Linked DNA regions of Homo sapiens: region 1 is linked to region 2. Evidence: chromatin loops called from intact Hi-C (ENCODE). Cell type or tissue: Calu3. All regions are shown on one strand. Links, peaks and the distances in the headings refer to the core of each region. The heading gives the core; the rest is flanking DNA.

Region 1 (16,319 bases), core at 4,705-7,204, 280 kb after region 2:
ATTGTCATGAATTGATTCTAATGCTTAGCCCATGTTGAGATAGGATAAAACCCAGGATAGCATGCTGACTCACCATCAGAGGTAGTCTCTTTGGGACCATGTGTTCTCAAACTAATCATTGGAGATATCTAGATTTAGCTATGGTATAGTGAAAAGGGCTTTTGATGTGGAATTAGCAGATTTGGTATCTAGCCACAGTTTGCCACTTACTTACTGTGTGACCTTGAACAAATCGTTTTCCTCTCTGAATCTGTTTTCTCATCTGTAAACATGGAGATTTATGATCTGTGTTTCACACAGTGGTTGTTAGGATCAAAAGACAAAATGTTCTTGCAACTATTTTTTTGTAAGTTGTAGGGCTCTTTAGAAATGTTGAATAAGAGGTCTTTTCTAGGTCTAAGGCTTGTTGGTTCTCTAAATAGCGATTGACCTTTTCTATCATGTAGGCCTGTGAATCCAGTGGAAAAAATGTGAAATATTATTCTGAGTGTTTTGATTTTCTGAAATGCTTCCTTCAAAAACTCTCCAAGGCCAGTAATTTAGGCCAGATTTAGCAGAGTAACTGAAATAATGAAAGTAATTATCCAGGTCATTCTGGTCCCTGGATTATTTTCCCTGAGAAATATCCAAATAATTTAATGCAAGAGAAATTCTGAATTAAAACTGTCTACATTGTTGATGTAGTTCCCTTCTTGCTTCTAATATAAGTGAGGAGTTTCTAAAAGAGAATTTAGGCCTTTGAATGAGGGTCTATATGAAAGGGTACAAATGCTATGAGTAAACTTGCCTTTTCAAGTGGTTTAGTCTCATAGTCAAACTATTTAAATATTATGAAAGAGAGTAAAAAACCCATGAAAATTTAAATATCATTCTGAGAATGCTTTATTTTGCAGTACCATATAATTTCAATACGCCAAATACATTTTAGAGTAACAATTATATTCTTCACTCAGGCGTAAGATCACCTGAGTTTGTGGATGTTTCTCAAGAAGTTGTTGTCGTAGCATTTGGACAATGTGATTAGACAACACCCGGGGAGTTGGTCATTTCCAAACTGGAAGTTGTCCAGCATTATTAGGAACCTCTTGACTGGAAGAAAATTATCGAACATTAGTTTGGTACTTTCTCTGTTCTTTTTTTTTTTTTTTTTGAGATGGAGTCTCGCTGTCTTGCCCAGGCTGGAGTGCAGTGGCACAATCTTGGTTCACTGCAAGCTCTGCCTCCCGGGTTCATGCCATTCTCCTGCGTCAGCCTCTCAAGTAGCTGGGACTACAGGTGCCCGCCACCATGCCCGGCTAATATATATATATTTTTTATTTTTAGTAGAGACGGGGTTTCACCGTGTTAGCCAGGATGATCTCGATCTCCTGACCTCGTGATCCGTCCGCCTTGGCCTCCCAAAGTGCTGGGATTACAGGTGTGAGCCACTGCTCCCAGCATTCTCTGTTCTTTTAAAAGTAATTTCATCGTTGGTCCTCTTTAGCCATGTAAATTTCTTCCGCTATTCCCTTAAAAAATAAAAATAGTAGAAATAGTGTGTTTCTCTTCTTCTACAAACTGAATCACAGTTGTAAGTTGTCCTGTGAAGATAAATGGACAAAACTATCATTTCATCCTTGTCTTAAAAGACAATCAGGTGTACAACATAAAGGAATCAGTCTCCTCCCTCTTGCCATTGTCAACATGGTGTCTCTGAATGAAAGAGTGGCTTCCAAGGAGACAGTTTTGGCCAGTGAGTTTGTGCATGGCCCTCTTCTTTCCTTAGATGATCTCGAAGGTCATGAAAGACCTGTAGCTCTTTCCTCTTTTTATCATCCAGAAAACATCAGAACGAGGTTTCTTCTTTCCACCTCTATTTGTGTATGTGTGATCAGCCAGGAAGAAAATGAGCATTCTTTGAGCTACTACCTGCATTGCGTTGGGAGTTTGCATAGACAATATTAATCTTCACAAACCTTCTGTAAGGTAGATGTTGTCATGCCCATTTTAATGATGAGGGAGCTGAAGTTTAGAGACATTGCATAACTTGGCTAAAGCCATGGGCTGATAACCAGATGAGTGGGTATGTATGACTCTAGGGCCAGCGTTTTGCCCCTTAGGTCAAGGGGAAAAGTCAAGGAGTGTATATTTTCTGAGCCAAAATTCAGATGCTAGAGTTGCATTTGGCATAAAGGGTATGAGATATTTGTAATTGGGGCTTTCATAGCAAAGTAGGAAGTTGATGAGGTGTGTTTCAGTGCTGGCTTAACTTACTATTCTTTGTCTTTCTCAGCTCAGGTTGACTGGGTCTAAGATGAGTCTCACCTGTAAGCACAGAGCAAATTTGATTGCAAAGATGAATGTTAGTGGGAACATCTGAGTAGCAATGAGGCATGCATGCTATGACCTGTTTTACCTGGAGACTGTGATTATTATCAACACAAATCTGATATCATGTTGATTACTTCATTCATTCACTTAACATTTACCAAGGATCTACCATAAATCAGATAATGTTGAAGATTCTGGAGAGAGAGTGATGAACAAGACAGAAATCTTTACATTTATTGAGTACAAGACAGATGATATGAGGATAAATAGATAATACCCATCCTCAAAGGTTTTACAATCAAGTTGAAAAATCAAACATATTTTCAGTTCACTTGATTAGTAGGTAATGAAACTAAGTGCTAGAGGCACAAGTAAATAGCTAATGGAGCACAGAATAGGATGGTGAAAGGCCATAGTTAAGTTTTACAGTACAGGTTCAGGAAATGTGTTGGGGCTAGCATATTTTAACTATGCCTTAAATCATGGGAATGGAGAAAAGAGAAGTGTTCAGGACTCCACCACAGAATCTTGGACACCTCTAAGAGTAGTTTGAAGTATAATCCTAATATATCCCAGGGTTCCAAATGGACCAGTCGCCCACGGTGTTACATTCCCAGGAACAGTCTAGGAAGCAAAAATTGATTATGAATATTTCAAGCCAATTCCTCAAGGAAAAGAGCACGAGGAGCACAGGCAGGTTTCTATGGGCAACATAAGAAGGTGGCTCATATTCCACTGGCTGGAACTCAGTCATGTGGTGTTCTAGGTGGGGTTCTTCAGAAGCAGGCCTTGAGATGAGGATTAGTACATGGGAATTGCTCCCAGGAGAAGCCAGCAAAGCAGCAGAACTGGGAAGTGGAAGAGGGCAAGCATGGTGTAATTTCAGGCAAAGTCCCAGAGCTGGCTTGATTCTGTGGGGAGTTCTGGGAGATGAATTAGGTCCCACCTCAAGGCAAGGGGTCTGGGCTTTCATATTCTGGTTAAGGGCTGCCCCAGGGCAGGGGGGTACAGATGCCCAGACATGTCTGGCTCTCTGAAAGTACAAGGCTCCATTAGCCAAGGGCAGGCTTCAAAGTCACAGGTACCGCCGGGCGTGGTAGCTCACGCCCGTATTCTCAGCACTTTGGGAGGTCGAGGCGGGTGGATCACTTGAGGTCTGGAGTTCAAGACCAGCCTGGTCAACATGGTGAAACCCCGCCTCTACTAAAAAAAAACAAAAAATTAGCCAGGTGTGGTGGTGCGTGCCTGTAATCCCAGCTACTTGGGAGGCTGAGAAAGGAGAATCGCTTGAACCCAGAGGCAGAGGTTGCAGTGAGCCAAGATTGTGCCATTGCACTCCAGCCTGGGTGACAGCACGAGACATTGTCTCAAAAAAAAAAAAAAAAAAAAAAAAAGGCACAGTTGCAAACCCTTGGAATCAGAGCACTCCAAAACAGGAGGATAGGCAGACAGAAATTGAATCTAGGGAGACCGAGCAAAGCACAGATAGTGTCCACTCCATGTGGCTACATGGAATTACAAGGGAGGCTGGCAAATGTAATCTAGCAGTAGCCTCAGGAAGAAGAGAAAAATGTGGATCTTGGTAAAATACAGCAGTGCCTTCCTCACCTTTGTTTGTACCTGATACTCAGCCCAAATCTCTTTCTTTTTCTCTGAATACAGTAAACACAGCACAGATGACTATTTCATCACACTTCCATGGGTGTGCATGGGTGTGGGGGACAGGGGTGATATGGGAGTAGGAAGGGTGGATGCCTCCATATATTCTGAGTAAAATAAAAATTGTACGACTTAGCTCCTGTCTATAGTGATATAAACTTCAAAAAGCATTACCATCACTTAACGTCTTTCTTTTGTTCTGCCATGGGAATCCCCCTACCTGCTAACATAATGACCTTGGAGAACTTTCTGGGCCTGGGAGTGTGGGTCCCTGGGAAGGGCTCTGGCTCCCATAGCCAATGACACAAAGCCTGAGCTCCTTGTTCTGGTTCCTGCTGACCTCCTTGGCCTCATCTCCCACCAGCCTCCTCTCCCTCTGAACATCCAGCCATTCCTGAGCACATCTGACTGCTCCCGTTTCAAGGACCTCCTTTTTTCTACCTGGAAAGCCCACTGTCTTCCTTGTTGGCCTGTTGAACTTCTCTTCTCTTAAAGCCCAGCTCAGAAGTCACCTCCAAACACACTTTCCCAAGCTTGCATGGATAACCTCTCTTTATTTTAGCAATAAAAATAATAAAATAGTTACTATTTAGTAAACATATACTCCGTACCTTATAAACATTATCTTTCACACTAACCTGGAAAAGGAAATGCTGTTATTTGTGTTTCACAGGTGGTGGAGAGGTTGGGCAGTCAAATTGGATGGCAGTACTCTGCTCAAGAGTGGCAGGCTAAAAAATCTAGAATATGATTGTATTTATTTTTTAGGGTATCATCAAAATGAAAATATACAAACATGCATATATGTACAAGCATACAAATAATACATATGCATCTATCTATCTATCTATCTATCTATCTATCTATCTATCTATCTATCTGTCTATCTATCTCTTCCTTTTTTCCTATCTACGTACCTACTTGAGAATTTGAGAATCCCCTTCTGATTGAGAAATAACATTCCTGGCACATCGCCTTCCTCTGTCTTCTGTCAAGCCCACCATGTCTCTGTATCTGTCTTTCATTGTCTTTGTGTGTCTCTCTCTCTGCTCCTTCTCTTGCTCCTCTACCCTATCCTTTCCTCTTCCCTTCCTTTGTGGCCCCAAAGCCTGCATGCTTCTTGTTCTGCAGTGCCTGTTCAAACTCCTAGCAAGGTTCAAACTCCTAGCAAGGTTCAAACTCCTAGCAAGGCAGGATGTGCCATGTGACCCTAGTTTTTGCAGATAAATAGCTTATTTAAATCGGAAACCAGACTCTAATCCCTTCTGTGGGCTGGGTTGATGGATGGACGCAATTACAGTCAGTTTTCTTCCATTAGGGCCCTGCTGGCCCCAGGTACTGGCAGCTCTCTATGGGACTGGTTAGTTATGGTTGGAATAGCAATGGTAAAGGCCCAAAGTGGTGGGGCTTGGCAGCAGACCTCAGAGACTGAGCACTGAGACTTGGCAGTTGCCAGGGTTCAATACATTCCTGTTGGAGCTTGTTTGGCTTGGTCCCTTACCCTGGGGCCTTGCACCTGCAGAGTTGTGCACTGTTTAGGGGCTTCCTGCCTATGTGAGGGTGCCCACAGGCTTTGAGTGCCTTTCTAATGGCCAGGAGTTTGAGCTCTGGAGTCAGACTGCGTGGATTCAGCTCTTGGGCCTCTACCAGGAGACTTCCCAGGTGACTTTGGGCAAAGAATTCCTCTCTGTGTTTCAGTTTCCTCATCTATAAAATGGGGACAAAAGTAAGACCTACCTCATAAGGTTGTTGTGAGTGTCAAATGATATAATTAAGGAAAAGTACTTAGCAGGGTCCCTGGCACATAGTAAGAACTCAAGAAATGCTAATTATGATCATGAGTGTCAGGTGTATTGCCTTCTTCAGCCCTCACAATCAGCCTGTAAGGTAGAAATTAAGTCCATTTTACAGTGGATGAAACAGAGGCTCAAACATATGAAATTACACAGGTGGAGGGTCAGGGAGCCAGGACTGGAGTTGAAGTATGTAAACCCTAAGCTCAATGCACCTTCTGCTGCCCTCTACTGGGTGCCTTCTGGCCACCCTACTCTTTGCCTCATGATGATGTCAGAATTGAGGCACAACAGAATTGATGTCACAGTCTTCTTTGTCCATGAACTTTTTGTTTCTGCCCACTGAATACAGGGTCTTAAATCCCACAGTTTTTTTGGAGTAGATTAGGCATGTTCAGGTACATAGTCCCAAAGAGGATGATGCTGTCATAGGACAGCCTGGCCTGGCACTTGGGGCCCTTGACTTCTCATTCTGGTTCTGCTACTAATGTTTTATGTAACCTTCAGAAACCCTTCCCCTCTCTGAGACTCAGTTTCCCTATATGGAAAATTGCCTTACCAATTCCCCTTCTAGGTATCTGTTAATTCTGTAGAAACACTCAAGCTCTGGGGGCACAGATGCATGTGCTAGGAGTGTTCAATGCAACACTGCTCATAATAGTCAAATATTGGAAACAATAATTATCCACCAAACTATTGTAGCAAATAAAGACAATGAAGGGCAACTCTATGTACTGGCATGCAAATATGAGAAAACATGGAGAGATATATTGTTGAATACCAAGAGCAAGTGACAGGACTGTATATCCAGCGTGAGTCTATTTATCTAAATAAAATTATCCCTGAACTCTACATATGTATAGGAATATATAGGCACATGCATTAAAAAAACTGTGAAAGAGACACAACAGACTATTAATGTTACTTCTGGGGAGAAGAAAGGGATGGAAGTGGTGGTGGTTAATGGGGGGGGACTTTGACTTTCACTTTTTATTTTATATATCTGGGTATAACTTTAATTTTTTCTTTTTTGAGGTGGAGTCTCTCTGTGTCTCCCAGGCTGGAGTGCAGTGGTGCAATCTCAGCTCACTGCAGCCTCCACCTCCCGGGTTCAAACGATTCTCCTGCCTCAGCCTCCAAAGTAGCTGGGTTTACAGGCATGCACCACCACACTCAGCTAATTTTTGTATTTTTTTTTTTAGTAGAGACAGGGTTTCACCACATCGGCCAGGCTGGTCTCGAACTCCTGACCTTAGGTGATCTGCCTGCCTCAGCCTCCCAGAGTGCTGGGATTACAGGCGTAAGCCACCACACCTGGCCGTAATGTTAATTTTTATGCTATTGCATTAATATATTGCTTGTTCAGTTTTTTTTTTTTTTTAAGTAGCAAATTGAAGGGACAGGACCGAAGGATTGCTTCAGCTTTGATGACAGCCTAGATGGTCGTGGTCCTGTGTACACCTTCATCTTATTTCTCCTCACCCAGGGTCAGGAAGGGTCTCTGGGCAGTAAGGAGGATTCCAGGCCTCTGCTACTCATGACCATCTTTTCAGGGAGCCAGGCTGTCCTTGACTGGCTGCTTCAGGGCTTGGGGGATGAGTCAGAGGGACACAAAAGAACAAGGGGATTTCTCTCCAGTTTTCTTGACTTGGCCCTTTGAATCTGGTAGATCAGGAACTGGTCTGGTCAGTTGAGCCCTAGTGGCCACGCAGGACACAGTTTGAAGTGTCAGACCAAATTTATTTATCTTCCCTAGTCTCCCGCAGTTTCTTCTGCTTACATTTCACAGAGGACTGTAAGAGCATGAGCTCCAGGAAAAAAGTACCTAAAGAGAAGCTCAGAGGAGAGTGCAGCTCTATTAACCAGTGTTTCTGACGATCTAAGACTGTTGGATTGCAGAAAAATCAATTGATTTCTCTTTTGTTTCACTTCAGTCTCTTCTTCACCTAAGAAATGATTTTGTTCAAGTTGTTTTCAATATCAGTATCATTGAGCCTAAAAAGGCCTCAATGGCTCATTGACTTGGTCTTCCAGGGAGGTACTCAAATATGAGGCACAATAATTTTCTAATAACACCCCAAATTAGTAAAAAGGGGAAACTGTAGCACTATATTTTGTTTCATCCAGTTCTCAGAGTATGTTTACATTGGTCCTGAAAATAATTTTCCTTCTTGTAGGATGTCCTGCTGTGTAAAAGTTCTTTAAGGAACACATGGGTAGAAAAACTGAGACTGATGACTACCTGGCAATCGATTTGTTAAAGGAAAGGAGGAAAGAGGTGAAAGCATCTCAAAAGCCATGGCCAGGTGTAAATTCGTATTTGAATTTATTTCATAAGTTTCCAAGCCTCTCTCCCCAAGCCTATTGTTTTCCTCTCCTTCTTTCTTAACAGCATTCTTCTTGTGATGGTTAATTTTATGTCAACTTGATTGGGCTAAGAGATGCCCAGATTGCTGGTAAAGCGTTGTGCCTGGGTGTGTCTGTGAGGGTGTTTCTAAAGAGATTAGCATTTGAAGCAGTGGACTCAGTAAAGATGATCCACCCTCACCAATATGGGTGGGCATCCTCAAATCTGTTGAGGGCCTGAATAGAACAAAAAGGCAGAGAAGGGGATAATTTGCTCTCTCTGCTTGAACTGGGACATCCATCATCTCCTGCCCTTGGACAGCCAGTCCTCCTGGTTCTTAGGCCTTTGGGCTCAGACTGAATTTCACCCCCAGCTTTCCTGGGTCTCCAGTTTGTAAATGGCAAATCATGGGAGCTTTTGGCCCCCATAATCAGGTGAGTAAATTCTCGTAATAAGTCTCCTTGTACGTACTTCTGTCTCTCATATATGTATGTGTGTGTGTGTATATATATGTGTGTGTGTGTGCGTAGGTATGTATGTATATGTATGTATGTTGATATTGGTTCTGTTTCTCTGGCAAACCCTAACACACCTGCCTTGTGTAACTCTCCCACCTTTTCTTTTGCATTTGTCTCTCTTCCCTTCTCTTTGGGTCTCTTCTTTACCAACCAGATTCAGCCTGTTTTTCTATTACTTCTCTCCTCTCTCTCAGCCTCTTCCCTTTCTTTGACCTGCATAATTTTCTGTCCTTTCCTTTCCTCTAACTGAATTTGTCATAATTTGAAAATTAAATACATTTATATCCTTGCTATATTTTTTACCAGTGTATGTTATGTTTTCTGTTTTTAATTTAAAGGCAGAAGAAATGGAGAGTTTATATTTCATCCTCTTAGAGTTACAGAGAAAATTACAACCCAACCAATATCGGCCCTAAACTAAGATGCTTTCTCTATGGGACTCTTGATGGATCTTTTTTGAAGGGGTGAAGGAATCAGGAAACGTTGATAAAAGGAAGTTCCTATAACCTTTGGGAATGTTACAGTTTTAATTCTGATTCTCACTTTAGATTTTGATTCATTTAACAATTATATTACTGGCATTGCAGAAATATAAGTAAGAGGGAATGTACTGACAAATTTGGGTCTTCCTTCTTTAGCAACCCCATAACTGGTTCTATTTTATTTTCAGAATATTTCAGGGAGAACACAAAGACAGAACCAGATCTGTAGCTGGGAAATCTAAGTGTGAACCCTCTATCAGCCCTACTGGTTCTGTGACTCTGATAAGTCAACCTCTTTGAGGCTCAATTTCCTCATATGTAGAATGAAATCAATAAAGCTACTTTGCAGGCTTGTGAGGATTAAATAAGAAAAGTTATGTGAAAATATGTGATTAATCCTAGGGGCTGAATAAATGTTAGTTCATTGTCTTTCTTTCTAGGCTCTTCTGAGACTGATTTCCTCTGGATGTGTATGACTGTATGGGGTTCTGGGGACTTGTGGAATCATCCTTGAGAAGGGGTCAGGATAAATATAAGAGACTAATGAAACAGATCATCTTGCAAAACTCAGTTTTTATGTCACTTCCTTCAGGAAGGCTTCCTTGACTTCTCACCTCCCAAGATGAGTTGGCTGGATTCTTTTTGCACCAGCAGCACTCTGTCCTTAGTCTGACTCACTTTTCTATGCCTGTCACAGGACTGTGCCATCCTTATGCATGGATGATGTCTTATTTATTCCTGGATCCCCAGTGCAGAGCAGAGTCTACTGAAAGCCCACAGAAAATATGGAGTAACCCTTCATTAAGCTTTGAATACTTTACATCTTTACATGACCTGTCTCACTTCGACTGCATAACTGTATGAGGTCACCAATTATTACACTTATTTTATAAACAAGGAGACTGAGTCTCACAGGGGCTTAGTAACTTACCCAAGATCACACATCTGGCAATTGGCAGAGATCATCTTTGAACCCAGACAATCTACTTTCAGACCTCCTGTGCGTTGCCACTATCTAATGCAGCAGAAAAATGAAGGAATGAATAAATAAAGAATAAACAAATGAGCCTTGTGGTGTTGAAGGAGCCACTCAGGGCTTAGTGATATAATTAACTTCATTTTGAACTTGGTCATAGTGAAGATATAGCAGCCTTAGAAACCAAATTCTTGACACTTTCCTCCTCTCTAATAAGAGTTTTGAATAGCCTGAAATCCCTTACCTGTCTTGATAAATACAAATACAAAGACATAAATAATGCATTAGTTTCTTTCCCTTGCAGTTGAGGCTTTGCAGCCATAATTCTGCCCTACAGCCAGCAGACTTGGAGGGTGGGGCAGGGGAGAAAGGTGAAGTAGCGTCTTAAACAGTCTAAAATAAATTCCCTAGGATAATTACCAAACAGAGTTAATTCCATAAATTTGATTTAATTGGCAGCAGGCAAATGAAATAGGGAAGAAAAACATTCTTTTTTTTTTTTTCCAAGTCATTGGTGGTATCTCTGAAGCAGAAGTTGGGAAATCAGGATAATGTAGAAACCAGCAGCAGCCCCCATAAAAACTTCACATTCAGGAGAGAGGAAGAAAGAGACTCCATTACTGGGCTTCTCATCTGACTCTGTACTCAAAGCTTATACACATGATCCAACATAATTTGTGTGACCAACTTGAGAGGTAGATATTATTGGCTATGGAATCCATTAGCTATTGCCATGTAGCAGACAACCTCACAACTCAGTGTTTTAAAACAATGGTTTTTTATGACTCACATGTTTCTGGATTGGCTGGAGCTTGACTTGTTGAAGCCTAATTTTTAATTGGAATAGCTTTGCTTCTCACTGCAAGTCTGTGAGATGGCTGGTATGGTCTGGTCTCTCTTCTTCTGTTCTGTCAGCCAGGATATTTTCATCCTGTGTTGATGGCACTTCTGTTCATATATCATTGGCCAAACAAGTCACATGGCCAATAAAAAGGGCAGGGAACTTTACTCTTGATGAGGCCATGGTGAGGGAGTAGGTACAGGAAAGGGAGAAGAATTGAGGACAATGATTTAATAAAGCAGGCATTATTACCTCCGCTATGTAGACGGGGGATCTGAGTTCAGAGAGGTGGAAAATTTGCCAGATCACGTGGCTAGTTGTGTGGAGGAAAGATTCAAACCCAGAATTATTGGGCACCAAACGCCATGCTTTCTCTCCTGATGCTGATTCTGAACGAAAATTCTATGAATTCCAACTTCAAGAGGTCATTGAGATCTTCCTTGACACAAATCTATATGCTTTTGTGTCCTAGAATTAATCTCTCAGATGAGTGAGAAATTGAACAAAATTTAAGGTTCATGTGCCTATATAATTTTCCATCCTTTCCACTTCACTCACACATTGGCCTTTCCTGGATTCATTGCATGCGAAAGCGAGGTCAGCTAGCAACTCTGTTGTCCTTTCCCTCACTCTGCAGAACTTATACTTACAGATCTCATCAAGTAGGGCTCTCCCAAGATCGCATCCTACCCAGGACAAGTATGCCTTCCCCAGGCTCATTCTAGGCTCTGCTGTGGGTCTGGAGCTGTCCAGTGTCCTGAAACAACCCACCACGAGATGGGTTTAGTGAATCCAGCTGTAAGCAATTAAAGAACCCACGTGTGGCAGGCCTCATTTGGTTTAGGCAGCTTCTCTTCTGGCTTCCTTCCTCAAGTGCACTTGGGAACATGTATTACATGGGGAACTGTTAGTAACTGTAAGCAAACTCTCAGGGCTTAAAAGAGTGTTGCTACTTGCCACGTTAACAGCAAGGGATTGGTGTGGCAATTCGCAGAAACTCACAAGGGAATTCAGTAAGATTTTCGAAGGTGCTTTGCAGTTTATAAGGTCCTTACACACACACAAAATCTGCTGTGTGAGACTGAATTGGGATTCCTGTGCTTATTGTATGGATAATGAAACTGAGTTGCAGAAGACACTTCCTCTTCCACAGTCATAGAATGGTGCAAAAGGAAGTTACAGGACTAGGGAGTTCTGAATTATTTATCTTTCTCCTTCCATTTGTCCTGTCAACAAATAGGATTTTTTTTGAGACAGTCTCCCTCTGTCGCCCAAGCTGGAGTGCAGTGGTGTGATCGCGACTCACTGTAATCTCCACCTCCCGAGTAGCTGGGACTACAGGCATGCACCACCGTGGCCAGCTAATTTTTGTATTTTTGTAGAGATGGGGTTTCGTTATGTTGCCCAGGCTGGTCTCAAATTCCTGGCCTCAAGTGATCCTCCTGCCTAGGCCTCCAAAAGTGCTGGGATTACAGGTGTGAGCCACCCCACCTGGCCTCAAGAAATAGGATTTGATTAATTGATCTATTTAAAGTTCTTTGGGGACACAAAAAATATGGTCATACCCCCAAGGAGATTGTAATCACATTTGTGAGCGTTTGGTGAGGGCAAGGTGAGTACACAAATAAGGATATTGGAAGATGAAAAGTATTAGCTCTGAGCTTCATCCATCCAATGATCTAATAAATATATATTATATGCCTATTACATTCCAGGCACTATGCTTAGCACTAGTAATACAAAAGTAAATAAAGCAGATATTGCCCCTTCCCATTCTAGAAAGGAAGATAGTTACTAAAGAAGTAACCAAACAATGGAGCCAACAATTACTAATTTTTATGAATGCTCTTAAATCAGTAAATGAATAAAATATTTAGATAGGATAATGAGGATGAAGGGAGAGTCCTACTTAGGTAAGGTGGTTAGAAAAGACTTCTCTGAAGATGTAACATTTAAGGTAAGATCTGAAGGCTGAAAAGTCACCTGGGTAAAGGGATGGGATAAGATTGTTTCAGGCAGAGAAAAAGTCCTGAGGCCAAATAAGATTGGGATGATGGAGGAACTGCAAATGTGCTCACGTGACTAAAGAACAGTGAGGGAGCAGGGAGTGATTGGAGGTGAGATCACAAGGGGAGACAGGAGCCAGACCATGCTGGGCCTTCTACGCCACCATAAAGTGTTTGTCTTCTCCTTTTCTATTATGAGTTTCTTGGTAGAGAGCCTGGGATAAAGTAGGTAGTCATAACAGGATGTCTTAGATTGGACACTCTAGAAGTAGACATTGGAACAAGAAAGTGGGTGCTAGTAGTTTATTTGGGTAGTGATTCCGGGAAGCACCAGTGCATATGTGGGGAAAAGGAGGAATAAAGCAAGCCAATACAGGTAGCTCATTCAGCATGTTGCTGCTGTGGGAAATGGGGCTCAGTCCTTCAGGGAATCTCTCGGAGAGTGTGTGCCACACCTGAGTTATTCTCACTGAGAGGCAAGAGAGCAGGGGTGTTTATACACCAGCTGCCCTTAGGCTCTGGTGGGGGGCATGAACTCTGATACCTCCAGCCTGTCCAGAGGGCCAAGCAGGCAGAGTTGCAGGTGTTTTCAGTGGGAAGTCAAGTCTGTGGGCATGAGAATGGGGAGTGCTGAAGGATCATCATTGGGGGCACTTACAATGTGTGTGTGCACGCGTGTGTGCATGTGCGCACACGGGCTGAGAGGAGCAAGGACAAAGGAAGGTGGAGATGCCAAAGACAGTTGGCATAAAGGAGAGTAGAACCCTGCCATCTGGGGACACCCTTCTCAGAGATGGCACTGGGGACAGCTGACCCTGGGGCTTGCTGGAGGCCAGAGGAGCCATATCCCTCAGGGTTATGTTCCTACCTTCATGGGTGTGAGCTTTGCTACTCAGCTCTTCTCCTGGGGGCATTTGACAGAGTTTCCTCCCCTGGCAGGCTAGGCAGCCCTCCTCTCTGCTTCTTTTAAACAATCTCTCTTCTCTGGCTCAGACCCTAAGATACTGTGGGGCCAAAGACATCCTATTCTGGGGATGTCCCACGTTTGACGCTTAACACTTTTATCCCCCATCCCCCAGACATATCCTTTGTTTCTAAGCCACAACTAGGTCTGGGGTGGGGACTAGGAAGCATTCACATTCTAAGGGCATCTGTGGGATGTAGGACTAGATGTGTGGTTTGGAGATGCCTTTCTGAAACACATTTAAAATAAGAACTTGTGTTCTCCACAGAGCCCTGGGTAATTAATGAGGAAAGTCATATACCACATCCCTTGGTGATATAGGTAATAACACCCAACATTACTGAACTTGTTTTTGTAGCTTGTGAAAGGCTAGCTAATAAATTATCTCATTTGTTCCCCACAACAACCCAGGAAGGCAAATAATACTGTTAGTTCCAACTACCAGATGAAGGAGCTGAGGTTCAGAAGTGTTCATTACTTTGCCCCAAACAACACAGGCAGTGAATGACAGAGATATTCTGTGAGCATTTTTCTTCTGGTGATGGAGTGAGCGCTTTACCTTAGGAACACTTCAACAATTTTACAGTGAACATGACATCCCTTCACTTCAGAACTATTTATAACAGGGGTCTTGGAGATGGCCTACCTATATAACAGTAGGGCATCAAATGTCATGGAGCCAATAAATCCGAGGGCCTTGAGGTCTATGAATACAGGTGGATAAGTGTAAGGAAAGCAGCTTATATAACTGTTCTGAAGGTTGGGGTCAGAAAACTTTCTCAGGGAAGGGCTGGACTTTGCAGGTCATACCATCTCTGTCACAACTACTCAACTCTGCTGTTGTAGTGTGAAAACAGCCATGGATTTGTTGGTGAATGGGCATGGCTGTGTTCCAATAAAACTTTATTTACAAAATCAGGCAGAGGGCCAGATTTGGCCTCATGGCAGTAATTTGTCTAACCCTGCTGTAGTGAAGACTACATTACAGAGATTATTTTACTATTTCTGTCACTAGATGGTGTCCTTCCATTAGTAAGGTGAAATCAAATGCTGGGCTGCTTTATCATGGGTAGGGAAGTGGGGAAGGGATTGAATTATGGTGGCAGGAATTAGTGTGGGAGGTTGGGATCAGAGAAAAGAGTTTAAGTGTAATTCAAATGACAGAAAGTAAACACAACAGACACATGCACACACACACACACACACACACACACCCATTCACGCATCCAGAGTAGCTACTGTGTTCCAGGTACAGTGCAAGGTGGTGGTGCACTTGGTAAATGTTTAACAACAGACTCTCTGAAAAAAAGAAAAGGAACTCCCCTCCCCCCTAAATTGTAGCATTTGTTGATTTCTGTAGTGGAAAACTCACATCATGCCTGATTTCAAGCTACTAACTTGCTATCAATCTGTTTGTAACGTACCTACCATTGAAAAATGGAGTCTTGTAAGCTGACGTAGCCAGCTTCAACACACTCCTGGCTCAAGGTCTTTTATTTTTATTGTACCTGGATATTTGTGGGACAGCAAAGTTTTAAATGCCTGGGTTTCCCTTAACTGTGCTTCGTGGTGAGATCATCTAGGATCTCATTCATCCAGAAGTCACTTACTCAGCAACCTCAGTTATCTAGACTATAGCTTGGAGCCAAGAAACAAATACTCCCCATCTCCTAGGCAGCACGTGCAAAAATAGATGTCATTAAATTCATGAACTCTCAGTCAGCTTACTCATAGAAAAGGACCTCAGTTCTTCATTCAGAGTGTTCTTAGTCCCATATTAAGTACAATTTAAATGAGAAAATGGTTACCAGGTTTTTCCACCTAGAAATTAGAAGCAATGAATTAGAAGGGATAGTAGATCCAAATTTCATAGGAGCAAATTCATTGTAAGCAGCAAGAAGGATCCACTGATTGCTAGATAGTGGAGGGAGAAGGTGACAAGGCTATTTCAAAGTGGGATATTTGGAGCTATTTGGTGTAAGCGCAAATAGTTCTCCACCTTATTGGATTTGAGGGTATTGCTGTAACTGACCACAGTCATTCTCATGCTCATAGCAAACTCATCTGAGTCATCTGAAAAAATTGGAATGATGCTTAAGAAGGCAGAGCATTGGTCAATTCATTTCAGAAAAATCTCTCTTTTACATGCTTGATTTTTTTATAGTTATCTTTGAAAGAAGCCCATCCTGTCGCATGGACATTGTATAGCATGAAGAAACTCTTCTCCTGGTAGGGTCAGATGACAGGGGCATTGCTGCAACACCTTTGGTTTGTTTTGATTAGCAGTTAAGGGTGATAACGTTCAGTTTAAAGTGAGCCTTTTTTTCTCATCTGCTGTAAAACATTCTATCCTCATTCTTTGGTTGTGGGATTTGATGCACACTTTCATTTCCACCTTCTCTTCTGCCTTTATGAATTTGTAG
Region 2 (16,319 bases), core at 7,018-9,517:
TCACTATTTGGATGTCATGGTGTACATGTGCAGTTAGGAACCGGTACAACCATTTGCCCCTGTGAAAGCAGCAGCCCCAGGATAAAGCCAACATACAGAGCTGGGCACAACCTAGGGGATATGGAGAAATGGAGCTTGCGCCCTAGATCAAGCTGATCTTGAAGCCCACATTACCTTCCTTTTACATGAGCCAGTACATTTTTCTTATTAGTTAGGCCAACTTGAGTTGTGTATGCAGCTGTTATGTATAGCTGAAAGCATTACAAATGATAAAATGTGAAGGAGCTTGTATATTTCCTCATGGCTTCACCATGTGAAGATTGGGGATTCACGACATGTATTTATCTCCTCCCCCTCCTGAGACCTAACTATAGAAATGAAAAAGGAAGAAAGTCATGATGATGCAGAGAATGGGAAAAGATCATTAGTGAGTAAGATAGTTTTTTTTTTTTTTTTAATTATACTTTAAGTTCTAGGGTATGTGTGCACAATGTGTAGGTTTGTTACATAGGTATACATGTGCCACGTTGGTTTACTGCACCCATTAACTCATCATTTACATTAGGTATTTCTCCTAATGCTATCCCTCCCCCTGTCCCCAATCCCATGACAGGCCCCAGGGTGTGATCTTCCCTGCCCTGTGTCCAAGTGTTCTCATTGTTCAATTCCCACCTATGAATGAGAACATGTGGTATTTGGTTTTCTGTCCTTGTGATAGTTTGCTCAGAATAATGGTTTCCAGCTGCATCCATGTCCCTACAAAGGATATGAACTCATCTTTTTTATGGCTGCATAGTATTCCGTGGTGTATATGTGCCACATTTTCTTAATCCAGTCTCTCATTGATGGACATTTGGGTTGGTTCCAAGTCTTTGCTATCGTGAATAGTGCCGTAATAAACATACATGTGCATGTGTCTTTATAGCAGCATGATTTATAATCCTTTGGGTATACACCCAGTAATGGGATCCCTGGGTCAAATGATATTTCTTAGTTCTAGATCCTTGAGGAATCGCCACACTGTCTTCCACAATGGTTGAACTAGCTTACACTCTAGTGAATATGATATTTCAAGAAAGTTCTGGAAGAAGTAAAGGACATGGCAGATGGCACCTGAAGAAGTCACTGCTTAAGTGCATAAGTTCTGAAGACACCAGGTACAGTAGTGTAAGATGGAGATGCAAGGCTGAAAATGGGCATTGTGTGTGTGTGTGTATGTGTGTGGCATACACACACAAATATATACACATATATACACATTCTTTCCCCCTAATTCAGAAAAATCAAGCAAAGAAATAGAGGGTTCTTGTAAAATTGACTGGTCTCAGTGAAGTGTCCCAAATGTCTGGCATCTGGGGTAGGCAGACTTATGCATTGAACACAGTGCCTAGAGCCCCAATTCACTCAGGGCTTCCCAAAATGTTTTAATTATTTTAAACTCAGAAAAAATGAGTATAATAATAATGAATATGTAATAATAAAATTGACCTGGAGTATTTCATCTTTATACCAACTCAGTCATAAAATATAATTTAAAATAATATTTTTCTCAAGGAAGGAGTACAGAGAGTTAAAAGTGCCTGAGGCCCAGAAACATCATAATGTGGCCCTGATCTGGGACCCCCTAGTATGAGGATCACTTTCCAACCCATCACCCCAAAGTGCAGCCCACCAGTCACAAGCCCTATCTGTGTTCAGAGAGCCCAATCAGATTTTTAGAACCTTGCCATTAAAAATGAGGTGAGAGCATATCCCAATCTGTGACTGACTCGATTTGAATAGCAGTTAAAGGTGGGTGAGGCTATATTAAAAGCTCTAGGACCCAATCACTGCAGGATTCCCCTTGGTGTGTGAAACGGACTACAAAGCCAAGGTCCCATTGACTACTAGAGAGGTTGTCAGGTTAGTGCAGGTAACCTGAGTCAGAAATAACTCACATGTTCATGCAATAGACATTCACTGGACTGGGCCCAGCGTTGAGTAAGAGATGGGTCCTGTCTTCAGGTGTGCCCAGTCTTCTTAGGGGTCCAAAGACCTAACCTTATAAGACTGTGTCATCAGTGCCCCAAGACAGGTGTGTGCCTGGTGTCATGGGGCTCAGATGGGGGATTTGGGAAAGATTCACACATGAGGAAATATTTGAGTTGAGTTTTAAAAATTGAAACATTTTGACAGATGACAGGGGTGGGAAACTTTCAGGCAGAAGGAACAGTGTGAATGGATGCTCAGAGGTGCGGAAGGCCATTGTGTGTTGAAGGAAAGACATACGGCTGACCAAGGCTGAAGTGACTATATAGTGTAATGGCCAAGTGCATGGACTGTAATTCTTCCCTACCTGGGTTCAAACTCCAGTCCTGCTATTTCTTAACTGTGTGAATTTGGCACATTTCTTAAATCGATTTTTTAGCTTTCCCATATGTAAAGTGGAGAGAATCATAATAGTACTGTTGAAGCAAACTAAATATGGTCTGAGAAGGACTCCGTGCTTCTCTATTTGAGTCCTTGTGGATGAACTGTAGCCTAGCTTAGTCAGACAAGATTGAGAACCTAACTTAGGAGCATGTGCCTGTAACAATAACTGAGTCTTGGCCAATCCCAGGGCCGTGCTTCAACCACTCAGAGGGCTAAGTTTTCAAACTGTGTTCAAATGAGGCAAACGCCAACCTGGAACCCATCCAGCTGTTTCTGTGCCTCACTGCCGATTTCTGTACGTCATTTCCCTTTTTTTTGTCTATAAATCTTCTTCCACCATGTGGCTGCACTGGAGTCTCTGTGAATCTGCTGTGAATCTGGGGGCTGCCTGATTTGCGAATCATTTGTTGCTCAGTGAAGTTCCTTTAAATTTAATTTGGCTGAAGGTTTTCTTTTATCAGTACCTACCTCAAAGGACTGTTTTCAGGATTATATCCTGGAATAAAGTAAATGCTCTATATGTTACCTATTATTGTTACCCCCACCCGTTTGGATTGTGGAAGTTTCTTCTGTCTCCCTGATGGGCTGTGAGCTCCTCGGTGGTAGGAGCCACACCTTCCTCACCTCTGCCTCTTCCATGGGACCTAAGGCCATGTAAGTGCTTGCTAAAGGCAGATTGAATTAAATGGGCCTCTGAAAGGGTGACATATATAAGCAATTATGATTTATTTTTCTTCTAAAGAAGGAAATAGAAAGTTCCTTTCCTCTGCTGGTGATGACAAATTTGCATTGCTTAAAAATGCTGATTGGAGGAAGGCAGGCCACATTTATGGGATGTCCACAGTGTCCACATCCCCAGCTTCATTTACTCCTTCCTACAACCAGTGGAGCAAGGTTTACATACCCATTTAATAGAGGGGAAAACTGGGGCCCACGGTCACTGAGATAAGTGTGATACAGTCAGAATTCAAACACCTTCTGGCTTCTAGAACTCTGAGAAATAAATCTTTCTTGTTTATAAATCACGAAGTCTATGGTACTTGGTACTTTTTTTTTTTCTTTTTTGAGATGTAGTCTCACTCTGTTGCCCAGGCTGGAGTGCAGTGGCATGATCTTGGCTCATTTCAGCCTCCACCTTCCAGGTTCAAGCGATTCTCCTGCCTCAGCTTCCCGTGTAGCTGGGACTACAGGTGTGTGCCACCACACCCGACTAATTTTTGTATTTTTAGTAGAGACGGGTTTTCACCATGTTGGCCAGGATGGTCTTGAACTCCTGACCTGAGGTGATCTGCCTGCTTTGGCCTCCTAAAGTGCTGGGATTACAGGCGTGAACCACCACACCTGGCCTATGGTACTTTGTTATATCATCCTGAACTAAGACTCCTTCCCTGGAAATTTGCTCAAGCTCTTGGGAATGGAGGGCTAAAGGAAAGAGCCTGGCCACTCATTTGGGAGGGGAAAAATAGTTGCTAACACAGACGGAGGGAGAGACATCCCTATCCCATTGAAGGTGGCTGTCCTGTGGGAAGCCTGCAATTGCTGACTGTGACCACTAGATGGAAGCATGGAGAACAGTGCCGGTTACAGTCTGGGTGGAATTTGACCTGTGCTCCCCAAGCAGGAGCTGTGCCTGGGCTTCCATGGATGCTCCAGAGAAAAAGCCCCAAGCTGGCCTGGCCTCGCAGCGTGTGGGCTGCTGCATGGAACAGGAGTAGTCAGTTGGTCCTATGTTCCCAGCTCAGGGACTGGCCTCAAGATTCACTGGGCTGAATGCTGGGGTTCCATTACCCTTTTGGATTTCATGGCTCCTGGCTTCCCTCTGCTCACTGTCGCCACCACTGGGCTCAGTCCATCCATGGGGAACATCTATTAGTGGAGAAGGGCCAAGTAATTTATTTTTTTGGATATGTGTGTCCACACTGCTTGGAAACAAAATTGTAGCTTCCTGTACTGGCCAGATTCTCTGTCCTTGGCCCTCCACAGTGGCTCGTCCCTGGTCAGGGTCCCAAGCGGCCACCCCCGATCACCTAGAGTTTGGCAACTCTTGGAAGACTAGAGCAATGGTCTGGTCTTGATAATTTCATCACATAAAAGGGCAGGGAACACATTGCAACAAAGTTCACTCCCTGCTTCATTCCCAGAATAATGTGTCTGTAAATGAATTAGAAGTGGATTTGACACGTATTTTCAATGAAAAGGTCAAAGACATTACAACTGAAAACACTCCTCTCTGTGTAGACAGGCCTGCTAGTGTGTCACAAGGCTCTCAAGGAGAGAGGGGGAAAGACTAATGCCCATGGGCCATGCAGGTGGCAGGGGCTTCGTCTACTGTCTCTCTGTGAAGTGGACATTCTAATTATTATTTCTACCTTACAGTGGAAAGTGTGGCTCAGAGAGTGTATTTGTTATCTATTGCTGTATAACAAATTACTTCAAAACTTAGTCGCTTGAAATAATAAGCATGTAGTTTCTGAGTGTCAGGAATCTGGGAGTGGCCTAGCTGGGTGGTGCTAATTTTAGGTATCTCGAGGTTGCACTCAAGATGTTGGTTTGGGCTGCAGTCATCTGAAGGCTTGACTGGGGCTGGATACTCTGCTTTCAAGATGACACACTCACATGGCTGTTGGAAGGAGGCCTCAGTTCTGCATCATGCAGTACTGGTGAGGCCTCCACAGGAGGCCTGAGTGTCAGTTTAGCATGGCGGTTGGCTTTTACAAGGGCTAGTGATCCAAGGGAGAAGGCGAAGACACATGCCTTTTTATGAACTAGCCTCAGAAACTACACATCATCACTTCTGTCATATTCTATTGGTCGTGCAGACCAACCATGATGCAGGGTGGGATGGGACTCCAGAAGGGTGTGCAGATTGGTAGACAAGGATCTTTGGGGGCTATCCTGGAGACCGGCTGCTACCAGAGAGCTTAAGTAACTTGGCTATCAAATAGACTGAAATTCACTTAAAGTTCCCACTGTTCTTTTGTAGTAGGGGCAGAGGCCTTGGAGAGACATTCGGATAGGTGAAAGAATCAAGAACTCATGCTTTGCCCACTCTACTGAAAAAATTAAAAAATGCTGATAATACTATTTCTCAGGATATGGGGAAATGGACACTTTCATTCACTGTTCAAAATTTAAATTTTTCTTTATTTTGACTCTACCACTCTTCCTTTAAGACTCTATCCTATAGAAATATCTACATTCGCACATATATGCAACATATATACATATATAACTTTTTTAAAAAAAACCAGAAGTATCATTTATTATAGGGAACAATTGGAGATAAATCTGGGATTGATTAAATAAAAATTATATGTCATTCTAGTGAAATATCTGATAGCCATGGAAAAGAATAAGGCAGATATATATGGAAAGATTGTTGAGTGAATATAGCATGTTATAGAACTATATAGAGACATAGTAGGATTCCATTTATGTATATGCATATAAGACATATACATATATGTATGTATTTTTATTGTTACTATAAATATAAAAAAAAAAACCAAACCATTAGCCATGGTTACTTGTAGGAGGTGGGACTTTGGGAGGGGCATGTGTACTTTACACTCTTGTCTGTAGTTTAAATTATTTCCATAGGTTCTTTTCACATCTAAATAACTTGATAAAATTAACATTGATACAACATTATCTACAGACATTGTTTGAATGTATCCAGTTTTTCCAGTAATGTTCTTTTTTTCTGGTGCAGGATCAGCGCTCTCCATTGCATTAGCTATGTCTTCCTGGTCTTCTCTAATCTGTAAGAGGTTGTCAGATTTTTATTTGTGACTTTCATTACCTGACACTTTTGAAGAGTACTGGTCAGTTACTTTGTAGCATGGCCCTCAATTTGGATTTGTCAGGTGTTTTTTCATGGTTAGATTGAGATTATGCATTGTGGCAAGAATATCACAGAAGGGACGTATTGCTCTTCTCAGGGCATCGCATCACTGATGTTGATATATCTTATTACCTGTGATATTAATGTTGATCTCTTGGTAAAGGTGCTGTCTGCCAGGTTTCTTCACCATTAAGTTCCTATTTCTCCATTTGTATTTAATAAGTATCTTGTTTGTAACAATTACATGGTGGTGTTTGCCTGATGGTGATTTTCTATTTCCATTATTCCTTGTATTTATTAGTTAGTGTTCTTCTGTAAGGATGAGCTGTCCCTATCCACCAATTTAATTATTCAGTGATTTATATTTATGTCAGTATGGAAAATAGCATATTAAAATATGTTCTTTATAAAATTAATATAAACTAAAAATCTTGAATGTCGAGTTACCATTTTTCAGAAAGAACAAATAATTTTTGGTGAAAGGATCCCCTGTCATGCAGGGCAGAGAGAGCAGAGCTTTCAGGAAGAAGCCCAGTCTTGGGACCATAATAGAATTTGAGCCTGCTTGCAGCATAGAGATCCTTAATTTCATTTCACAGATGATGAAATGGCTCAGAGAAGTTGAATTGGCAAATCATGCTGTAGCCAGGCTTAGGATCTATGTCTGTTTGATTCTAAGACTCACGTGCATTCCACCATCCTCTTTCAAACATCAGGAGGGGGTGAACTTTAAGGTCCCTTTCAAGTCTGAATTTCTACACCTATGAAGTCTCCCAACCATGTGGACCTGTGACCTCATCTTCCCTTCCTTAGGGGACTCCAGCCAGAGACTTACTGCCCTGGGGGAGCCTCAGTTGCTGTTCTACAGACCCAGCTTGTCAGAACCTCAAAGATAAGGCTTTTAAAGAACCTTTCAGCTCTTCCCCAACTAAGCATGACTCCATACAACTGCGGTTCTCATCTGCACATAATTTAATTCCTCTTCAGCACAAAGAGATGGTAAATCAGTTGTGCATGTGTATGTGTGTGAATGTGTGTGTGTGCACGTGTGCATGTATGGATATATATGTGCGTATTGTGTGTGGGGGGTAGTGAAAGGGAACCAGATAACCACACTTAACACTGGGGGTCAGTTCAAATTGTTCCCAGCAATCAACTCCCAGCAGGCTTGTCAATGCAATGCTTGAAGGCTTTCGTTCTGAGTTTCCTGGAAGAGAATTGAGACTTTTAGTTTTTAGCTTACCCATCATAAAAGAAGCTCTATTCGACTCCTTGTTCTACATCACACACACCACCCCTGTGTCCTTCCTAGCACTTTTTCCAGGGCACTAGTATCTCAGTAATTATTTGAGTTATGTTGCCTCCCCTACTAGACTATATGCACTATAGCAGACAGCGACCATATTTGTTTTCCTCATTGTGGTACACCCAGTGCCTTGTATAGGGCCTTGCACATAACAGGCACTCAATAAATATTTGTTAAATAAACGAACAAATCATTTAGTTCAAAAAATCAGTGTTTCCTTTGATGGGCAAGAAAGGCATGCTTGTGTAGTGGAAGGCCTGTGAAAAGCATAGTTTTTCCTTAATCTGCACCTGTGTATTGCATGTTAGTTAGCTCAGCAAATGTACATTTTCTCTGGGAAACTTCTGAAAACACAAAGGTTACATGCCATTGAATCCGTGCTGAATTTGGTGATTGATTTTATGTTTTTTTGATCTTTATAAAGGTTGGGCAGTGGATCAGGTTGTTAAATAGCAAAGCAGATATCCTTGTTAAGATATCCAAAGGTGTCAATTCTCAGAAACTGGGTTTACACACCCAGTGAAGGGCAGACACAGCCCGGTGGTGTTCTCCAAAGAGCCACAAGATGGTGCTGCTGTTGCTCCCCAGGCCTGGCCTTTTTGCTCACGCCTGTAGCCGCTGGAATAATTACAGTAAAAAGCTCTTTATAAGTTAGAAGTGATTGCCCGATAGAAACTCTGCTCGAATTTTGGCTAATGATGGAGACTTCTCACAATGAATGCTTTTGAAGAAGGCCTCAGTGAAAGCCTTGCATTCTTGGTGTATTTTCCAAAGGCACCAATTGAGAGAAGGAAAAATGGCTGGAAATGGCAGCCTCCTCCCCAAGAACCACCAGCAGACAGTGAGCCCTCCAGCAGCAAGGCTGGATTGATTGGCTGTTCTCTCAGGCATAACTCTGTCTCCAGTGGCATTTTCCCTCCTGGCCCTTTGAATCCTCTCCCACGGATCCAAGTTGTCTGTTAGCAGTTGTATCATTGAGCTGGGTTCTGTTCTAGCTGCTTGAAGTCTCTGATTTAATTGTAATGGGCTAGGCATGCATTTGTTCACTCATTCCTCCATTCATTCATTATGCATCCAGTACTTGCTGTGTGCCAGATACTGTGCTAGAAACTAGGAAAGCAACTGCAAATAAGGCAGCCAAAGATTTGGACTTGAGTTTTCCCCCGACCTCTGCTCTACCCTGATCCAGCCTGATTCTGGCCAGCCCTCGCCCATGGTGGAGGGACTCCTTTTCCCTCTGCCTCATTTTCCTATTGGGTCTATGCCTGGGTCTTGTACAGTTTGATGATCTGAACTGTAGCTTTAATACTGACTCTGAGAGAATGCCTAGGAGCCCTGCCTGTCCTGGACACCTTATCTGCTGGACAAAGAAACTGATCTGAGTTTGGGTGACTAACCAAACCTGTTTTCTTGGTACTGAGAGGAGAGATAGTCATGGGATGCAGAACTTTCAGTTTTAAGAAAAGTACTGATGAGTTTCCCAGGATGTGAGACTTTCAGTGCTAAAACCTGAAAAGTCCTGGGCAAATTGGGGTGGGTTTGTCACCATAGGTCAGCTTCCCCACCACACTCCTGACAGGCCTGGCCTCCTTGCCTCTCTCCACCCAGTGTTTCTGAGGTCCAAGCTACTAGACTGAGAGGCTAATTATTAATATAACCCCTGCCTGTCCTGTGCTTTCTGGTCACCTTAGGGGTGACTAGCAGGATGCCTGGGGAGGACGGGGGGAGCATGTCTTAGCATGAGCAATGACCTTGAACAAGTCACTTAACCTCTCAGCCTCCATTTCTTTTATTGTAAATAGGTATAATTATCCCTGTCTCAGATTTCTTGAGAGGATTAAGTGAGTTCATGCATATAAAGTATCAGGTATAAACCTAAACATGTGGGCACAGCCAGATGTCGATGATATAGTGAGTGAAAAAAGCAATGGCAGAAAGATACATGGAAGTAAGTCTGCAGCTGCAATCTGGAGTGCAGAGCACAGGGCAGGTTGGGGTAGGGTGGTGGGGAGTGTGGCTGGGCCTGGCAAGAGGTGAGACTGAAAAGGCAGTCAGGGGCCAGTTCCCGGAAGGCCTTGAAAGCCTCTCTGAGGCTTTTAGATTTTACTCTGATTGCAGTAGAAGTTGCTGAGGGATTTTAGGCAGAGGAATGACCAGATAGGTTTGGGTTTTAGAAAGATGCCATTTCCTACTCATGGCTGTTGTGTGGATATAATGGTGGTCACTCAGTAGCTGCCAAAAAATATCCCCCTTTTTCTTATTATTGTATTTTTCCCCTTACAGTCTCCCTGGTCCCTTTACCTCATTTATGTATTCAGCAAATCTCTTTATTAAAAAGTTCAACTTTTATTTTAGATTCAAATGGTACATGTGCAGGTGTTACATGGGTATATTGTGTGATGCTGAGGTTTGGGGTACAATTGATCCCATCATCCAGGTAGTGAGCATAGTACCGGACAAGAGGCTTTTCAGCCCCTGCCCCCTCCCTCCCTGCCCCCTTTTGGAATCCGTAGTGTCTATTGTTCCAATCTTTGTGTCCATGTGTACCTAGTGTTTAGCTCCCACTTATGAGTGGGAACATGCGGTATTTGGTTTTCTGTTCCCATGTTCGTTCGCTTAGCATAATGGCCTCCAGCTGCAACCACGTTGCTGAAGGGACATGATTTTGTTCTTTTTTTATGGCTGTATAGTATTCCATGGTGTATTTGTGCCACATTTTCTTTATCCAATCCACCGTGGATGGGCACCTAGGTTGATTCCACGTCTTTGCTATTGTGAATAGTGTCGTGATGAATACGAGAGGGCATGTGTCTTTTTGGTAGAATGATTTATTTTCCTTTGGATATATACCGGTACTGGGATTGCTGGGTTGAACGATAGTTCTGAGTTCTTTGGGAAACATCTGAACTGCTTTCCACAGTGGCTGAACTAATTTACATTCCCAGCAACTGTGTATAAACATTCCATTTTTCCCATAGCCTCACCAGCATCTGTAATTTTTTGGCTTTTTAGTAATAGCCATTCTGACGGATATGAGATGGTATCTTATAGTGGTTTTGATTTGCATCTCTCTGGTGATTAGTAATGTGGAGCATTTTTTTCATATGTTTGTTGGCCATTTGTATGTCTTCTTTTCAAAAGTGTCTGTTCATGTCCTTTGCCTATTTTTTGATGGGGTTGTTTTTTGCTTGCTGATTTAGGTTTCTTACAGAGTCTCAATATTAGATCTTTGTCAGATGCATAGTTTGTGGCTATTTTCTCTCATTCTATAGGTTGTCTGTTTACCTTGTTGGTAGTTTCTTTTGCTGTGCAGATGCTGTTTAGCTTCATAGGGCCCACTTGTCAGTTTTTGTTTTGTTGAGATTGATTTTTGAGGTCTTAGCTATAAATTCTTTGCCATGAGCGATGTCCAGAATGGTATTTCTCAGGTTTTCTTATAGGATTTTTATAGCTTGAGGTCTTATATTTAAATCTTTGATCCATCTTGAATTAATTTTTGTATATGGTAAAAAGTAGGGGTCCAGTTTCATTCTTCTGCATATGATTAGCCAGTTATCCCAGCAGCATTTATTGAATATAGAGTCCTTTCTCCATTGCTTGTTTTTGTTGACTTCATCGAAGATCAGATGGTTGCAGGTGTGTGGCTTTATTTCTGAGTTCTCTGTTCTGTTCCTTGGGTCTATGTGTCTGTTTTTGTACAAGTACCATGCTGTTTTGGTTACTGTAGCCTTATAATACAGTTTGAAGTCACATAATGTGATGTCTCTGACTTTGTTCTTTTTGGGTAGGATTGCTTTGGCTAATTGGGCTTTTTAAAGAGTAGTTTTTTTTCTTTCTGTGAAACATTATGTTGGTGGTTTGTTAGGAATAGTGTTGAATCTGTAGATTGCTTTGGGCAGTATTTTAATAATAGTGATTCTTCCAATCCGTGAACATGGAATGTTTTTCCATTTGTTTGTATGATTTCTTTCTTCCTCTTCCCCTTCCTTCCTCCTTCCCCTTCCTTCCCCTTCCTGCCTTCCTTCCTTCCTTTGAAACAGGGTCTCACTCTGTCACTCAGGCTGGAGTGCAGTGGCACAATCTTGGCTCACTGTAACCTCTGCCTTCCAGGCTCAAGCGATCCTCCCACCTCAGCCTCCTGAGTAGCTGGAACTACAGGGGCATACCATCACGCCCATCTAATTTTTGTACTTTTTTGTAGAGATGGAATCTTGTCATGGTTGTCTAGGCTGGTCTCGAATTCTTGGGCTCAAGTAATCCACCAGCCTTGGTCTCCCAAACTGCTAGGACTACAGGCATGAGCCACTGCACCTGGCCCATCTATGATTTCTTTCAGAAGTGTTTTGCAGTTCTCCTTATAGCGCTCTTTCACTTCCTTGCTTAGATGTTTTCCTAGGTGTGTGTGTGTGTTTATATTTTTTTTATGGCTATTGTACATGGAATTCTTGATTTGGCTCTCAGCTTGAGTGTTACTGGTATATAGAAATGCTATTGATTTTTGATTTTTGTACCCTGAAACTTTACTGAAGTTGTTTATCAGTTTTAGGAGGCTTTTGGCAGAATATTTAGGGTTTTCTAGGTATAGAATTATATTGTCAGTGAAGAGATTTTTTAATTTTTTAATTTTTTTTTGAGATGGAGCCTCACTCTGTCAGCCAGGCTGCAGAGCAGTGGTGCGATCTCAGCTCACTGCAATCTCCACCTCCCCAGTTCAAGTGATTCTCCTGTCTCAGCCTCCTAAGTAGCTGGGATTACAGGTGCGCGACACCATGCCTGGCTAATTTTTGTATTTTTAGTAGAGATGGGGTTTCACCATGTTGACCAGGCTGGTCTCGAACTCCTGACATCGTGATCTGTCCACCTCGGCCTCCCAAAGTGCGGGATTACAGGTGTGAGCCACTGTGCCTGGCCAAAAAGAGATGATTTGACTTCCTCTTTTCCTATTTGGGTGCCTTTTATTTCTTTCTCCTGCTTGATTGCTCTGGCTAGAACTTCTAATACAGTGTTGAATAGGAGTGGTGAAAGTTGACATCCTTGTGGTGTTCTAGTTCTTAAGGAGAATGCTTCCAGCTTTTGCCCATTCAGAATGATGTTGGTTATGGGTTTCACAGATGGCTCTTACTATTTTGAAATATGTTCCTTTGATGCCTAGTTTGTTGAGAGCTTTTATCATGAAAAGATGTTGAATTTTATTGAAAGGTTTCTCTGCATCTATTGAGATAATCATATGGTTTTGTTTAGGTTCTGTTTATGTGCTGAATCACATTTAAAGATTTGTGTATGTTGAACCAACCTTGCATCCCAGGAATAAAGCGTACTTGATCATGGTGAATTAACTTTTTGATGTGCTGTTGGATTCAATTTGCTTGTATTTTGTTGAGGATTTGGTCTCTATGTTCATCAGGGATATTGGCCTGTAGTTTTCTTTTTTTGTTGTGTCTTTACCAGATTTCGGTATCTGGGTAATACTAGCTTAGCAGAATGAATGAGGGAAGAGTCCCTCTTTCTCAGTTTCTTAGAAGAGTTTTGGTAGAGTTGGTACCAACTCTTCTTTGTACATTTGGTAGAATTTGGCAGTGAATCTGTCTAATCCAGGTTTTTTTTTTTTTTTTTTTTTTTTTTTTTTTTTTTTGAGAGGGTGTCTCCCTCTGTCCCCCAGGCTGGAGTGCAGTGGTGCGATCTCCGCTAACTGCAAGCTCCGCCTCCCAGGTTCACGCCATTCTCCTGCCTCAGCCTCACGAGTAGCTGGGACTACAGGTGCCCGCCACCAAGCCTGGCTAATTTTTTTTTTTTGTATTTTTAGTAGAGACGGGGTTTCACCATGTTAAACAGGATGGTCTCGATCTCCTGACCTCGTGATCCGCCTGCCTCAGCCTCCCAAAGTGCTGAGATGACAGACGTGAGCCACGACGCCTGGCCTCCAGGGTGTTTTTTAGTGGGTAGGTTTAAAAAAAAATTACTGATTCAATTTTGGAACTTAGCATTGGTCTGTTCAATGTTTCGGTTTCTTCCTGAGTCAATTTTGGGAAGTTGCATGTGTCAAGGAAATTATCTACTTCCTCTAGATTTTCTAGTTTGTGTGCATATAGGTGTTCGTAGTAGTCTTTGAGAATCTTTTGTATTTCTGTGAGATTGTAATGCCAGTCTTGTTATTTCTGATTGTGGGTGTTTGGGTCATCTTTCTGTTTTCCTTTGTTAGTCTAGCTAGTGGTCTTCTGATCTTGTGTGTCCTTTCAAAGAACCAACTTTTGGTTTTGTTGATTTTTTTTGTATGGACTTCTGGATCTCAATTTTGTTCAGTTCTGCTCTGATTTCAGTCATTTCTTTTCTTCTGCTGGCTTTGGGGTTAATTTGTTCTTGTTTTTCTAATTTCTCTAGTTGTAATGTTAGTTGATTTGAGAGCTTTCTAATGTCTTAATGTAGGCATTTAGCATTATAAGTTTTTCTCTTAACACTGCTTTTGCTGTGTCCAAGAGATTTTGGTATGTTATATCTCTATTTTTATTTATTTCAAAAAGAATTTTTTGATTTCTGCCTTAATTTTGTTGTTTACCCAAAAGCTGTTCAAGAGCAAGTTGCTCAATTTTTGTGTAGTTGTGTGAATTTGGAAGATCTTCTTGGTATTGATACCTATTTTTATTCCACTGTTGTCTGAGAGTATGCTTGGTATGATTTTGATATTTTTGAATTTATTGAGACTTGCTTTATGGCCAAGTATATGGTTGATTTAGAGTATGTCCCATGTGCAAATGAGAAGGATGTATATTCTGTGGTTGATGGGTGGAGTGTTCTGTAGATGTCCATTAGGTCCAATTGGTCAAGGGTCAAATTTAAGTCCAGAATTTCCTTGTTAGTTTTTTGCCTCAGTGATCTGTCTAATGCTGTCAGTGGGATTTTTGAAGTCCCCCACTATTAATGTGTGACTGCCTAAGTCTTTTCGTAGGTCTAAAAGCACTCATTTTATGAATCTGGTTGTTGGGTGCATATGTATTTAGGATAGTTAAGTCTTCATGTTGAACTGAACTCTTTATCAGTATGTAATGCCCTTCTTTGTCCTTTTTTTTGCTGTTGCTGGCTTAACGTCTGTTTTATCTGATATCTGATATATCCATCTCTTTCCTTTGAGCCTATGGGTATCATTACATGTGAGACGGATCTCTTGAAGACAGCAGATGGATGGATCTCATTTTTTTAAATCCACCTTGCCACTCTGTGCTTTTTATATGGGGTATTTAGACCATTTGCATTCAAGGTTAGTATTCATACTGAGGAATCGATCCTATTGTAAAGTTGTTAATGTGTTGTTTTGTAGTTTCCATTGAGTAGTTGCTTTATAGAGTCTGTGGGCTCTGTACTTAAGTGTGTTTCTGTGGTAGCAGGTTTTGTTCTTTCTTTTACATGTTTAGAACCCACTTAAGGATCTCTTGTAAGGCTGGTCTAGTAGTAATGAATTTCCTTAGCACTTGCTTGTCCGAGGAAGATTTTATTTTTCCTTTTAGTTATGAAGTTTAGTTTGGTGGGTATGAAATTCTTGGTTGGAGTTTCTTTTCTTTAATAATGCTTAAAATAGGCCCCTAATGTCTTCTGGCTTATAGGGTTTCTGCTGAGAAGTCTGCTGTTAGCCTGATGGAGTTCCCTTTGTATGTGATCTGACTTTTTCCGTAGCTGCCTTTAAGATTTTTTTCTTAAGATTGAACAGTCTGGTGACTATATGCCTTGGTGATGCTCATTTTGTATAGTATCTTGCAAATGTTCTCTGGATTTCTTGTACCTGAATACCTACATCTCTAACAAGATTAGGGACATTTTCATGAATTACTCCTTCAAGTATGTTTTCTGGGTTGTTACCTTTTTCTCCTTCTCCCTCAGGAATGCCAATAATTTATAGGTTTAGTCATTTTATACAACCCCATACATCTTGAAGACTTTGTTCATTTTAAAAAACTCTTTTTGTGTATTCTCTTTTTCATTTAAAAAAATTCCTGGGTTAGCTCAAAGGACCAGGCTTCAAGCTCTGAAATTCTTTCTTCTGTTTGATCTAGTCTATTGACAGAGTTTTCAGTTGTGTTTTGATATTCCTTAACTGAATTTTTCAACTCCAGAAGCTCTGATTAATTTCTTTTAAGATGTTTATCTCTTCCTTCATTTCCAGGATTGTTTTACAGGTTTCTTTACATTGATTTTAAACCTCATCTTGAAAATCATTGAGTTTTATTGTAATCTATGCTTTGAATTTTTTATCTGACACTTCTGGGTTTCAATTTTGGTTGTGGACTATTGCTAGAGAGCTAGTGTGATCCTTCGGTGGTATCACAACATGCAGATTTTTCACGGTGCCAGAATTCTTATGCTGGTTCCTTCTCATTTGGAGATGCTGGCACTTCTAATTTTTGTAATAATTTTCGTGATGATAGGCTCTCCCCCTTTTTCTTTCCCTATATTACTATTGTTTTTTTTTCTTTCCCTTTCTCCCACCTTGCTAGAGGGTATGACTGTAGGGCATGTTGGATAGGGTTTTTTTGGCTTTGCTTCTATGGTCCTATGCACTTCCACCAGTAGGTTTTATACTGGACTGTGCATTTCAGCATGTGGGCCAATAGATGGCACTTATGGGTGAGAGCTAGCATGGTGCAAGCAGATGGGTATGTACCTGATCTTTGATTACTGTGAGATGCTCTCTGTTGTTTTAGGTGATGGGCTGGACCACAGAGTGCTCCTTGCCATGTGCTTCCTCTTCCATGGGGTAGGGTGACACAG

The links. Hi-C counts contacts between places; a loop is a spot of excess contacts. Peaks named below come from ENCODE experiments on the same cell type or tissue, not always from the same donor. Only the 100,000 strongest peaks of a DNase experiment are listed, where the experiment ranks them.
Region 1: a loop joins it to region 2, with 8 times the contacts of the local background. A loop is called at or near these places in 4 of 110 quality-filtered maps.

Annotation. Positions count from the first base shown.
Region 1 is chr20:42,013,169-42,029,487 of GRCh38, forward strand. All of the region lies in intron 2 of LOC101927182 (a long non-coding RNA gene), which reads left to right. It overlaps LOC105372622 (a long non-coding RNA gene), which reads right to left and starts at 10,959. Exons shown (of 5, transcript XR_001754614.2): 1 at 10,876-10,959; 2 at 10,041-10,124; 3 at 4,608-4,709; 4 at 2,254-2,304; 5 at 1,373-1,508. RefSeq lists a silencer at 11,568-11,768. In Calu3, for the core only: no CTCF peak of the experiment used is centred there; a DNase peak (open chromatin) is centred at 5,983.
Region 2 is chr20:41,730,652-41,746,970 of GRCh38, forward strand. No RefSeq gene overlaps it. Among named protein-coding and RNA genes, the nearest start is that of CHD6, 120 kb to the left of the region's middle. In Calu3, for the core only: a CTCF peak has its summit at 8,143 (motif pointing right); a DNase peak (open chromatin) is centred at 8,130.